3 separate regions of the Homo sapiens genome follow, and all the other regions are linked to region 1. A link is a contact called in ENCODE Hi-C or POLR2A ChIA-PET data. All regions are on one chromosome and are shown on one strand. The core of a region is the stretch at or near the end of the contact, and the rest is flanking DNA. Distances in the headings are between cores, read along the strand shown.

Region 1 (3,696 bases), core at 644-3,143:
AAAAAAAAAATGAATGAAAGATAAGAGGGAAGATCTTAAAAGCAGCCTGGAGAAAAGGCAGACTGCACAAAGAATAGGCAATTAGATTGAAATATGACTTTTCAGCTGCAAAAATGGAAGCCAGAAATCAGTGGATTCATATCTCTAACATGATGAAAGATCACAGCTGTCAATCTAGAATTGTAAGCCCAGGATAATTACCTATTAAGAATGAGTGCAAAAATTTAAAAAACATTTTAACTATCAAAAAATTGAGTTTTCTGCCAGCAAAGCTTCCTTAAAGGAACTTCTCAAAAGGTTCCACTACTTAAAGGAATAAAATGGTCTCAGGAAAAAAATGGTCTGATATGCAAGAAGGAAACGTGAACAAAGAAAATAATCTGCTTGTCGGTAAATCCAAACCAACTTTATACATATATTTGTGGAGCCTATTCTTTTGTGTATAAAGAATATACATTCTTTGACAGATAAGCCTAGAGATAAATTTGCCTCTCTAAAGAACATTTCTCAGTTAGGACCTGAACTTCCATAAGTATACTAACACTTTTATACTGTAGGACTTGAAATATGTTAAAAAGCAAGAAGAAAAAAACAAGAATAATATTTGTAAACAGTCATTAGCTCTCTATAAAGAGGCTCTGGGCAACTTTTATTTCCTTCTTCACACTGTACTAGGTTTTCTGCAGTTTCTAGAATCATTATTGCTGAGGTCTCACAACCACCTGTCATCATGACAATGTGTGTCTATGGACAGGGGTGATGGATGCCATCTAAGACAGGTGGAATAAGAAGTCTCCACCAACCTCCAACTCTCTGACTCTAGAGTCAATGCTGCTGAAGCCCGACAAGAGAGGATGTACTGTTCAGGGGAAGACAAAAGTCACAGGGCCAATGCTGCATTGATTTACAGTGGGAACAACCACCTCCAAGGCCAGCCCCTTTCTCTCCCTGTAGGCAGCTCTTAGAGAGAAGCCAAAACATAGTGAGAACATGCTTTCACTGGGGTGGATTCAGAGCAAAGGAAGTGGGCTAAGTGAGCCTCCTGCATAACGGTCACAGGAAACACAGCCTCCTTGCCCTTCCTGCCAGTGGGCTGGGTCGCCCAGTCCCCTGAACGAGGCTCCCCATCCCCAGGCAGGGTCTGGATGGCACTGCCCACATCTGTTTGCCTCTGGTGCTCTGCGCACTCTCTGCTGCCCAGGTTCTCCAACCCTCTCTTCCTGTAGTGAGTAAAGCTTCAGGCAGGAGGGTGGTCACGTCTGGCAGGCCTGAGCGCCCTCTCCACGGTGACTGGCTGTCTGCTCATCTTTGGATGTTACAATTTAAATCTCAGAGCACACTCTGATACCTGTAAATTTAATTTATCATTATAACCACCAAAAACTGACAACAAATTTTATTAAATTTATAGTGGAAAAGTATCTATGTAGTAAAAATCACAATGTGAACTAGCCCTGCCCTTGTGGAGAGAGATGGACTCAGAGAGACAGAGGGGGAACTTCATTGATCACTGAAGTCAAGAGGTGTGTGTCAGTGAGTGGGCCCTGAGAAGCCGTCCTTCCAGAAGGAGGCCTCAAAGAGGTCCTTTTCCCCCAGGGGCACACCTGTCATCAAAGTACCCATTGTGCCTACAACGATGTAAAAAATCATCTTCCTATCACAAATTCAACAAACTTAGCTAATTATCTAGCTTCTCCTGGGACCAAGAATCGTTAGAAAGAAAATTCTGGTACGGGAGCAAAACATCGCATCGTTGGTGCTTCACAACTCACAAAACGTGGTCCTGTATTTTCTCCAGGAATACATGCAATGAGTCTCTGAAAAGGAAGCAAAACTTACAGTGGTGAAACGTGGCCCCTCCTTTGTAGTCGTGCTGAGAAACAGAGAACAGCTGTCCACAACTTCATTTCCTTTCTCGCAGACTTTAAAGTTGGGGCTTTTCAATTCTCATTACGCCGTATGTTTTCGGTGTGTGAAATTCAACAATGATACACTAAACCAGGCAAATAATTTAATAAATAAACATGACTTCTCTTTCTAATAATATAAATTTATTTGGCTTGGAAAACACAGTGAGCTCTCCCCATAAGAACTGTAAAGTATATTCCCAGGGGTTTTATTTTACATCCCCAGATAGAAGAGATTCCGTGTCATATACCATGAAATCGTAGTGTTTCATAACCAAGTTGTAAAGTGCAGCACTGAAAGTTGATTTTGTCCGTCTGCCACACTTTTATTGACGATTTGATACACTCATTCTTCCCCGGAGCCCTAATATTTTGTGCACTCTTCTTGCCATACCTTGAACATCATCGTCTAAACATTGATTGGCTGCCTGTGGCACTCTGGCTCCCAGATCCTGGGGTGTAGCATGTGTCTTTCCTACAGACATCTGCACAAATGCGGAAGAAATGTCAAATAGAAACCCTGAGTTTCTACGTGATGTGACTTTGAGACGGTAAATGAAGCGGAAAGCCTGGGTGTTGTCTTCTTAGGCAGGGTGACAGAAGGAGGGCTCTGGATCCCAGCAGAGGGGGCATTTCAGACCCGTGAGTGAGCCCACCAGGCACGAACTCTCAAACTCCCTTGGGCGACAGAGCCCCTGGAAGTCAGGGCGTTTGTCTCACATCCTTCAGTTGCTAGAAACAGAAGCCCTCCCAGCCACATGGAAGCTTCTAAAGATGACGAAGGCACAGAAAGGACCCGGGGTGTCCCACAGAATCCAAGGGCAGTGAAGGCGAATACCCTGAGTGACTATAGTGAACAAGCATGCCCGGCAGCCCCAAGATATCAGGCTCCTTGGGGGCCATGTGTCTTCCCCACCTCTGCTCTGCCCTGGTTGCCAGCCACCACCTGTGGACCAGAGTTCTCCTCTTTGGAGTGAAAACTAGTGGCCTGAGTTTTCTACAAATATATCCAAGTGTCCCCAATTAAAAGCAAACCAACAAACTCCATATTCTGTCTTCTATATTATGTTATACTTTCTAAGATTCTAAAACAATTGCCTGCACTCCGTGTCTCTACTTTCTCCCAAATCTAGCCCACATCTCTCTCCCAAGCACAAAACCTGGTACCTCGAATTCCTGGTCTGAGCCAGTCATTATCCCCCTGACCCCACTTTTCCTTTTATTCCCTCAGCTCGGTTACAAGACCACCATCCATCCAGGGGCTCAGCCCAGAATCCCGGGGACCGTCTTCATTCTGCCTTCGTCTTCAACATCTGCTCGTCCCTATTCCCATCGACTCAGGCCTTCAGGCATCTCTCCAGCCTGCCCTGAGCTCTCCAACCCAAGCTACGAGCCCTCAGCCTTGCAGGGCCTGTGCTCGCACAGCAGCCCCCCAGCCCTGGCACTGGTCTCCCTGCCTCCAGACCTAGCAGTCATTTTCTCCGACCTGCTCCGACAGGAAGCCACTGATCATACGATGCATATGATGCATACAACGCAAAGCTGATCATACGATGACCCCTGACCCAACTGAATGCCTTCCCCCCATCCACAGAAGCTGTAATAACCTTTCTGAATCCTGGATCCTTTTTTGTCCTTATAAAGATATGAACCCCTCCGGGCGCGGTGGCTCACGCCTGTAATCCCAACACTTTGGGAGGCTGAGGAGGGCAGATCACAAGGTCAAGAGTTCGAGACCAGCCTTGCCAATATGGTGAAACCCCATCTCTACTAAAAATACAAAAATTAG
Region 2 (3,696 bases), core at 833-3,332, 1.0 Mb before region 1:
CCACTCACTACCGTGCCCACTCACCACTGTCCCCCCACTCACTACTGTCCCCCAACTCACCACTGTCTCCACTCACCACTGTGCCCCCACTCACCACTGTCCCCCCACTCACTACCGTGCCCACTCACCACTGTCCCCCCACTCACCACTGTCCCCACTCACCACTGTCCCCCCACTCACTACTGTGCCCACTCACCACTGTCCCCCACTCACCACTGTCCGCCACTCACCACTGTCCCCCACTCACCACTGTCCCCACTCACCACTGTCCCTCCACTCACCACTGTCCCCCCACTCACCACTGTCCCCACTCACCACTGTCCCTCCACTCACCACTGTCCCCCACTCACCACTGTCCGCCACTCACCACTGCCCCCCCACTCAGCACTGTCTCCACTCACCACTGCCCCCCACTCACCGGGAGGTTTGACTTCCTCCGGGGCTTTCCCGAGGGCTTCACCGTGAGCCCTGCGGCCCTCAGGGCTGCAATCCTGGATTCAATGTCTGAAACCTGCGAGAGGACAGCAGACAGAAGGCCCGTCAGACAGACGCTCGAGATCCCGCCTCAAAGTCATGGACAGAAAGAGCAGCTGCCCCCAGCTCAGTCCTGGAGCCAATTTTACTTGTGTTTTCCCTTAAGATTGGCATCACAGCCCCATGCCCATGTTGGTGGTCCCCTTGGCATTTATCTTCTGTGGTTGTTGAGAAGGGGGGGGTGTTCCTTATGGGTCACCCCAGGCAGGAGGAACGCAGGACGGGTGCATTTTCTTGAGTCTCAGGGAGTCCGGCTCCCATGAGGGGCTGGAGGAGGGGCCGTGACATGCAAGGACAGTAGTGGCTACTCTTCACCTAGCAGTCGGCCACTCCCACTGGCATCATCCTTGCCTGGCCCCCATTCCACCCCTCCCGTCTTAGGCCCCTCCTCCCACAGCAGCTGGGGGCAGCTTCTGGAAATTAGAAGCAGGCCCCATCACCCCCTACTCAGATCCTTGCAGTGGCCCCCAGGGGCCTTTGCCGTCCACCCTCCTCACACTCTCCCCTCATCACTCTGACCTGGTGTGGGGGTTTCACGGCTAATCCCTGCAGGCACCAAGCCCACTGCCACCCCAGGGCCTTGGCACGGGCTGCTCCCTCCACCCGGCCTCCTGCCCCCTGGATTTGCCAGGCTGGCTTACTTTCCTAGTATCCCTCCTGACTGCCTTATCTCAATCGCCCTGCCCCGAGCACTCTAGGGGCTCACCTTCACTGATTGTCTTAATCACACTTTTCATGAACCCAAATGATCTTGTTTGTTTGCTGTTTATCTCCTTCCACTAAAAACAAGCTCCAGGAAGGCTGGGGCTTCGTCTAAGGTATTTGCACCAGATCTTCCGTGGCCTACACAATGTGGGCTACATTCTAGGCATTTAAAGCTTATTTGCAAAGCAAGAAGGAATACATGAAGGGAAAGTCCAGAGCCTGACTCGCTCCCCTTGAACAGCTCTAGGGGACGTGCCCTTTGTCCTTAGGGAGTGACAGGCACCTGCTGATGAGAAGGGAAGTGGAGGAGGGCCGTGGGGGCTGGCTGTCCTCACAGTCCGAGAGGCACCCCCTCTCCTCTCTGTAGGTCTCCAGGGAGGACAGAGCAGTGCCTAAGTCACCTCAGCTGTCCCTGGGAGGCCTGAATGCTTTGGCTCTGCCCTTTGACCTTTGTGCACTATTGATGGGTTCCTCACCCAGATTCAAGCTCTGCAGCCACAACTCAGACTCACAGATGGCCCTCCGGACAGAGTCCAGTGCTGAGGTCTGGGGCTGTCCTAAATTCCAGGCCTGCTTCTAGGCCCCCATCCTGGGTCAGGGATTGTGTGTTCAGCACCTTTTTCTTGGTGGAAACCCTGCCTGTCCCTCACCAAGTTGAACAGGAAAAAGGGAAGGGGTGGAGGGCTCAGGGGGTGGCGAATTAGGTGAGTCCCCCAGAAACCCCCAGGTTCATGCCTGGCCTTCAGAGCCGTGCATGCTGGGCCAATGGGGAGGGCTCAGTGTGAGCTGGCGGATGTTAGAGCTGGCAGATGTTCAAGGCCTGGGTGTGGTCACCATCTGTGTTTGTGGAACTCAGTGCTCCCCTGTGCCTTCTGGGCTACCTCGCTCTCTGCCTGCTGGACTTCTGAGGCCGTCACTGCCACTCTGTCCTCCAGCTCTGACAGCTCCTCATCTGTGGTCCTGTTGTACTGGACGGGGTCCCCAGGGTCCTGGGGGCTTTTTTCCTGTCTGTTGGTTTGATGGGCAGCCGTGCCCACCTAGGAAAGAGAAGGACGGAGGCTGACCAGCAGCAGGAGGGAGTGTGGGGTTTCACCCAGATGGGGACTCACCACGATATTGCTCTCCTCTCTGAACCCTGGGAGCTGGTTGGTCAGGAGCCGGCCACCCGCTGCAGACCCCATCAAGGGCCCTTGGTGTGCTCCTGTGGGTGCTGCCTCCCTGGGGAGGGTGGCTGCCAGCTGGGACTGTCCATCCCTGCCCCTACCTCTGCAGGGTCCTGCTGAGACCTCTGGGGGATAGTCTTACCTCCGGGTCCGCCTGGGGGAGAGGCCCAACTGATTTGTCCCTGTTGGGCTCTGCCTTTTCGTCCTTGGCTTCCTCCTCCTCGGACGAGGTCTCCTGGTCACTGACGTTGCTGGTCAGCTCCTCCAGCTTCCTCCTCAGGGCCTCCTCCTCTACATCGGCCTCCGTGCGCACTCCAGCACCTAGACCCTGACAGAACAGGCCAGTGGATTTGGATTCGGCTAGCCATCTGGAGCCATGGAGCTCCAGGGCTGGCTCTGGGAGATGGGCCAGGGCCCAGCACACCTGGGGTTCCTGCTGAGCTCAGCTGCCTCCCTTCTCCATGCCAGCTTGTCCAACATGCCCCTCTGGGGCCCAGTCCCAGACTCCAGGAGCAGGTTCTGCAGGGCTGGGGGTTCCCAGGGAAAGCTGACCACCACCCCTGGCTATCTAAGACCCACATTTTTTTTCTCCCTTCTCATCCCTTTTGTTTAAGGGTGCCATTTGTTTATTCCAGGCTGACGTCCTTACTCTAGGGATGAGGAGAGAGGGGTGTGGAGTCATGGATCTCTGCCCACTCTCTCTCAGGGAAATACACAGACAGCCTTGGTCGGGTCCAGCTTCAGGGGCTGGGCTCTTCCCACGCTCTGGCCAACGATTCATTTAGCAGCTGCTGTGGGACACTCCTCTGGGGCACACTGCTCCTGATCACATAACAGCAGCCACTGGACTGCGAGTTCACCTGTGGCTCCCTATCAGGCCATGTGACCTTCGGCAGGTCACTCAACCCCTCTGCATCTCAGTTCCCTCAGCTTTAAAATGGTGGTGATAGCAGTATCCAACCTGCAAGTTATAAGAACTCAGTTCAATAATCTCTGTAAAGTCCTTAAAGGGTCTAGTTCCACTGGCCACCTTGTCTGTGGGCAGGAGGCAGGAGGGTTAAGGGCAGGCTTTAACTGTTGTGGACGCTGGCCTTTCATGAAGGGTTTTAGGTGCCAGCTCCGAGAAAGTGGCAGAGTTATGTGATAAAAACACAAAATTATCCCAATTGCCTCTTACAGCCAACATGGTGCTAAGGTAGGCGATGAGATTGAAAGTGTCACTCACACTGTAAAACTCACATTTTTAAAGGCAGCTTCACCCTTTAAAGCTCGCTTAGGCCAAGAACCTTGCAGA
Region 3 (3,696 bases), core at 710-3,209, 890 kb before region 1:
TGGTGGAGGGGAGCTAGCAGTTTTAATAAGCCCCCCAGTGGCTCTGACAGGCAGCCAGGCTTGCCAGCACTGCTCTGCTGGAAGCATCCTGCAAAAGCCGTGCTTATTTATTTGCTTTTGTGAGCTTCATCAGTTCTTCCAATTTTCACCCTGAAAATGATCCTTCAAACTCAGCCGCTGGATAAGACACCCTGAAATGGACATGCCTAATGTGAAACGTAGGTGCTTGATTGGGTTGGGCTGTGATCGTCTGTAGAAGGTTGACTAAATGGGTGTCCAGTGTCTTATTTGTAGCTCAGAGAGACAACCTTCTGGCTACAGTGGTAAGAACTGATGTCTCCTCCAGGTGCTTTTGATGGGCCAGGTGTGTTCCAATTACTTTAAGTGTTATGCACGCATGCACTCTGCACTGCACCCTTATGTGCAAGTGTGACTATTATCCTTATTTTACAGAGAAAGACAGTGAGATCTGGTGAGGTTGAGTACTTGGCCCCCGGTGACTTATCACACCTGGGATTTGATCCAGACCCTCTGGCTTACACCTGTCTTAGGTCTGGCTCCGTGGAAACAGTGCCTGAGACAAATTCTCAGTGCAAGTGACTGATCAAGGGATATGGATGCTGTGGGAGAAGCTAGCACAGGAGGGAGGGGAGCGGGAGAGGTCGGGGAGGAAGTGGGGCAAGGGGTGTGCAGGGGAAGTGCAGCCGAGCCGGCTCTCATGTTGCTCAGGGGCATTCATTAGATTTGCCCTGTAGTGCTTGGCAGCCTTCCCTTTGCCAGTCTTTGGCTTTGGGCCTTCTCTGGAGGGAGACATAGTTCTTGGGACCTCTGGGGAGGGGCCGCTGTTGCTTAGGGATGATTCTCCAGGGAAGGCTACCTGTGCGAGCGCTTAGCAGCACCTGCAGCAGCTGGGAGATGGGCTCTCCCGTGGACAATGAATCCTAGGGGCTGGAGGGGGAGTAGCCAATGATGTGGCCATCACCCATCACAGCCCTCATCCTTAGCCATGATACAGAGTGCAGAGCTGTAAGCCATCCGGGCAGCTCAGCCTGGCCCAGACAATTCTGGAAAGGGAAGGTTCCTGGGCTTTTTTCTCCTGTGCTCCGGGATCTCCACTGTGGTTGCCATCAATAGACATGATTACCAGGCACCTCTCTCTGGCGGCACCTGGATGGGCTTCCTTCCTTGGGAGTCTGAAGGTGGCAAAAGGGTGCAGAGGATGTCCTGAGAGTGCAAAGTCCTTCCCCTGCACTAAGAGTCACACGCAGCCATCTGTGTTCTGTACCTTCTGTACCTTTAGCCCATGGCACAGTCTGGCACATGGTAGCTCTCAGGGACAGCTTAGTGGCATGAATGAATGAGTAAAGCAATGATGCCATCAACCTTATTGCCACCAAGTTCCCGGCCATGCTGCTGTCCAGAAAGCCTATTGGGCAAACTTGAGGCCTTGTTATCTTCTCCTTCACTGTCTTTCTAAGAAACAGGCTTGCAGCCCACTCGCCACCCCTCCCAGAGTTTAGTTGGCAGATTTGATGCAGGTCTTGGGTGTCTGAGAAAGTGATCATGTGTGTTTCCTGGGGACGCAGACTGCCAACGTGCAGGTGAGAAGCTACGGGGCAGTTCTCCAATGCTCAGTGACCCCGCTCGGGGCTGGAGAGGTGAGTTGAGGAGACAGCGAGGTAGGGATGCTCATGCATGGTTACGGTTACTGTTTACAGCTTCTCGGCCATTCGTGGCTGCAGCCAGTGGAAAAAGGACTTCACCATTGCTTATAAACCATGAATCAGTGTCCGCCTTTGCTAACGGCTTCCTTGGTGAGTATCTCATTCACTTTGCCCCTGAGGGAGGATGGGGGGTAGCTGGAACAATGTGCGTCTGTGCCATTTCCTGTGAATGGCTGCCTGGCAGTCGTCTGCTCATCAACCCCAACGCAGTGCTCCGACCCCTCCCGGTCTGTGGCCGAGGTGGGCGGGCGGGAGGTGAGCCTGGCTCCTCTGCTGGCCTGCCTCCCCACTTACTCACTACCATGTCATCTACCCAGGCCTGTCCCCGCCCACTTGCCGATGGCATCCCGGACCTGGGACAGCCTGGCAGGGAGCCCATGTTCCTGTTCCTCCCTTCCCTTCCCCAGAACCTTCTTTATCTACCCCAGAGAGCCAGCATTCCTTCCTGCAGGGGCTCATCCTCCTGCAGTGCTGTGGTCAGCAGTGGGCTGGACACAGAGAGGTGAAAGCTCATGTCCTGTCTGCGAGAGGTGCATGGTCTTATCACAGTGTGCACAAGTGATGACACGGAGGTCGGGTACACTCCTGCTGGCAGCCCTGTTGCAGGAGGGCATCACTCTGTCTGGGTTGCCAAGGACGGCTGCACAGCAGAAGTGATTGTTAAGTGTCTGGGTGGAGAAGAGGGAGAGGATGTTCCAGGCAAAGAGAACAGTATGAATGGCTGTGAAGTTCCAAGGCTCTTTATTTGTTACATGTGCTAAAACATTCTGTGGCCTTTAATCTCTTCTACTTACTCCTCTCAACCAATCTCCATGATAACCCTGGGAGGCCGGAAAGATGAGGGCATTATTGTCATTTCACCACAGAGAAATTGGAGGTCAGATGGAGTAGCCAACAATCCACATCCTCTCCTTCAGACCAGTGACAGCCCCCAGCCTGCAGCCTGCCCCCCACTTCTCCATTGCTGGGTCAATGCACAAGATGCATGATTTCATTTCATCCTATTTCACTTCATCTCATCTCACTGTATTCCGCTTGCCTCCTGCTCCCCAGCTCTAGGCAACTACTGACCTTTCTGTCTTTACAGGTTTGGTTATTCAAACATTGCATAGGAATGGAATCATAGAACACATGATATTTTGTGACTGCCTTCTTTCACTTGGCGTAATGTTTCTGAGGTTCATCCACGTTGTAGCGTGTATCAATACTTCATTCTTTTTAATAGATGATTAATATTCCATTGCATGGATGTAATACATTTTGATCATTCATCACTTGATGGACATTTGGGTTGTTTCTACTTTTTGCCTATTAGGAATAATGCTACTAAAATAAACATTTTTTTTGTTTTGCTTTTGTGTGAACATTTGTTTTCAATCCTTTTGAGTGTATAGCTAGGGGTGGAATTGCTGGGTCATAGGATAACTCTATGTTGATCCTTTGGAGGAACTGCCAGAAAGTTTTTTTTTTTTGAGGTGGCTGCACCATTTTACATTCCCACCAGCAGTGTGTGGGAGTTCCAGTTTCTCTGTATTCTCATTAATACTTGTTATCTAAGTCATCCTAGTGAATTGGAAGTGGTAGTTCTTTGTGGTTTTGATTTGTCATTCTCTGATGACTGGTGACATTGGGCATCTTTTCATACACTTATTGGTCATTTGTACATCTCCTTTGGAGAAATGTCTATTTAGGCGCTTTGCCCATTTTACAGATTGGGTTTTTTTTATCTTTTATTGAGTTGTGAGAACTCATAATTTATTCTAGATACAAATCTCTCATGAGATATGTGATTTGCAAGTATTTTTTCCCATTCTGTGGGGTGTCTTTTCACTTTCTTAAAAGTGTCTTTTGAAACACAATAGTTTTAAAATTTGATGAAGTCCAATTTTTCTATTTTTCTATTTGTTGCTTTTTTTATGTGTCATATCTAAAAAAAAAACCATTGGCTAATCTAAGGTTGTGAAGATATACC

Evidence for each region. A loop is a pair of places that touch in the nucleus more often than their neighbours do. ChIA-PET counts read pairs that join two places held with the same protein, here RNA polymerase II (POLR2A). Pooled maps may share reads with other maps.
Region 2: a map with no recorded cell type shows a loop between it and region 1 (2.4-fold over the local background). The contact joins two enhancer-like sites. A Hi-C loop is called at or near these places in 2 of 37 single-sample maps with no recorded cell type and 1 of 50 pooled maps.
Region 3: a pooled map shows a loop between it and region 1 (5-fold over the local background). The contact joins two enhancer-like sites. A Hi-C loop is called at or near these places in 1 of 37 single-sample maps with no recorded cell type and 7 of 50 pooled maps. POLR2A ChIA-PET finds 5 or more read pairs at or near these places in 1 of 52 experiments (Panc1).

What each region holds. Positions count from the first base shown.
Region 1 is chr2:236,544,153-236,547,848 of GRCh38, reverse strand. It overlaps a transcript of ACKR3 not described here. Among named protein-coding and RNA genes, the nearest start is that of ACKR3, 24 kb to the left of the region's middle. RefSeq lists enhancers at 1,427-1,476, 2,597-2,726. Within about 2 kb of position 1,893, at least 7 of the 41 ENCODE cell types and tissues checked have a DNase peak (open chromatin) inside an H3K27ac peak, as active enhancers do.
Region 2 is chr2:237,539,382-237,543,077 of GRCh38, reverse strand. It overlaps MLPH (melanophilin), which reads right to left. Exons shown (of 16, transcript NM_024101.7): 10 at 2,545-2,730; 11 at 2,121-2,276; 12 at 419-511. Among named protein-coding and RNA genes, the nearest start is that of PRLH, 25 kb to the left of the region's middle. RefSeq lists an enhancer at 765-1,266. Within about 2 kb of position 2,082, at least 5 of the 41 ENCODE cell types and tissues checked have a DNase peak (open chromatin) inside an H3K27ac peak, as active enhancers do.
Region 3 is chr2:237,431,179-237,434,874 of GRCh38, reverse strand. No RefSeq gene overlaps it. Among named protein-coding and RNA genes, the nearest start is that of COL6A3, 19 kb to the right of the region's middle. RefSeq lists an enhancer at 1,460-1,966. Within about 2 kb of position 1,959, at least 9 of the 41 ENCODE cell types and tissues checked have a DNase peak (open chromatin) inside an H3K27ac peak, as active enhancers do.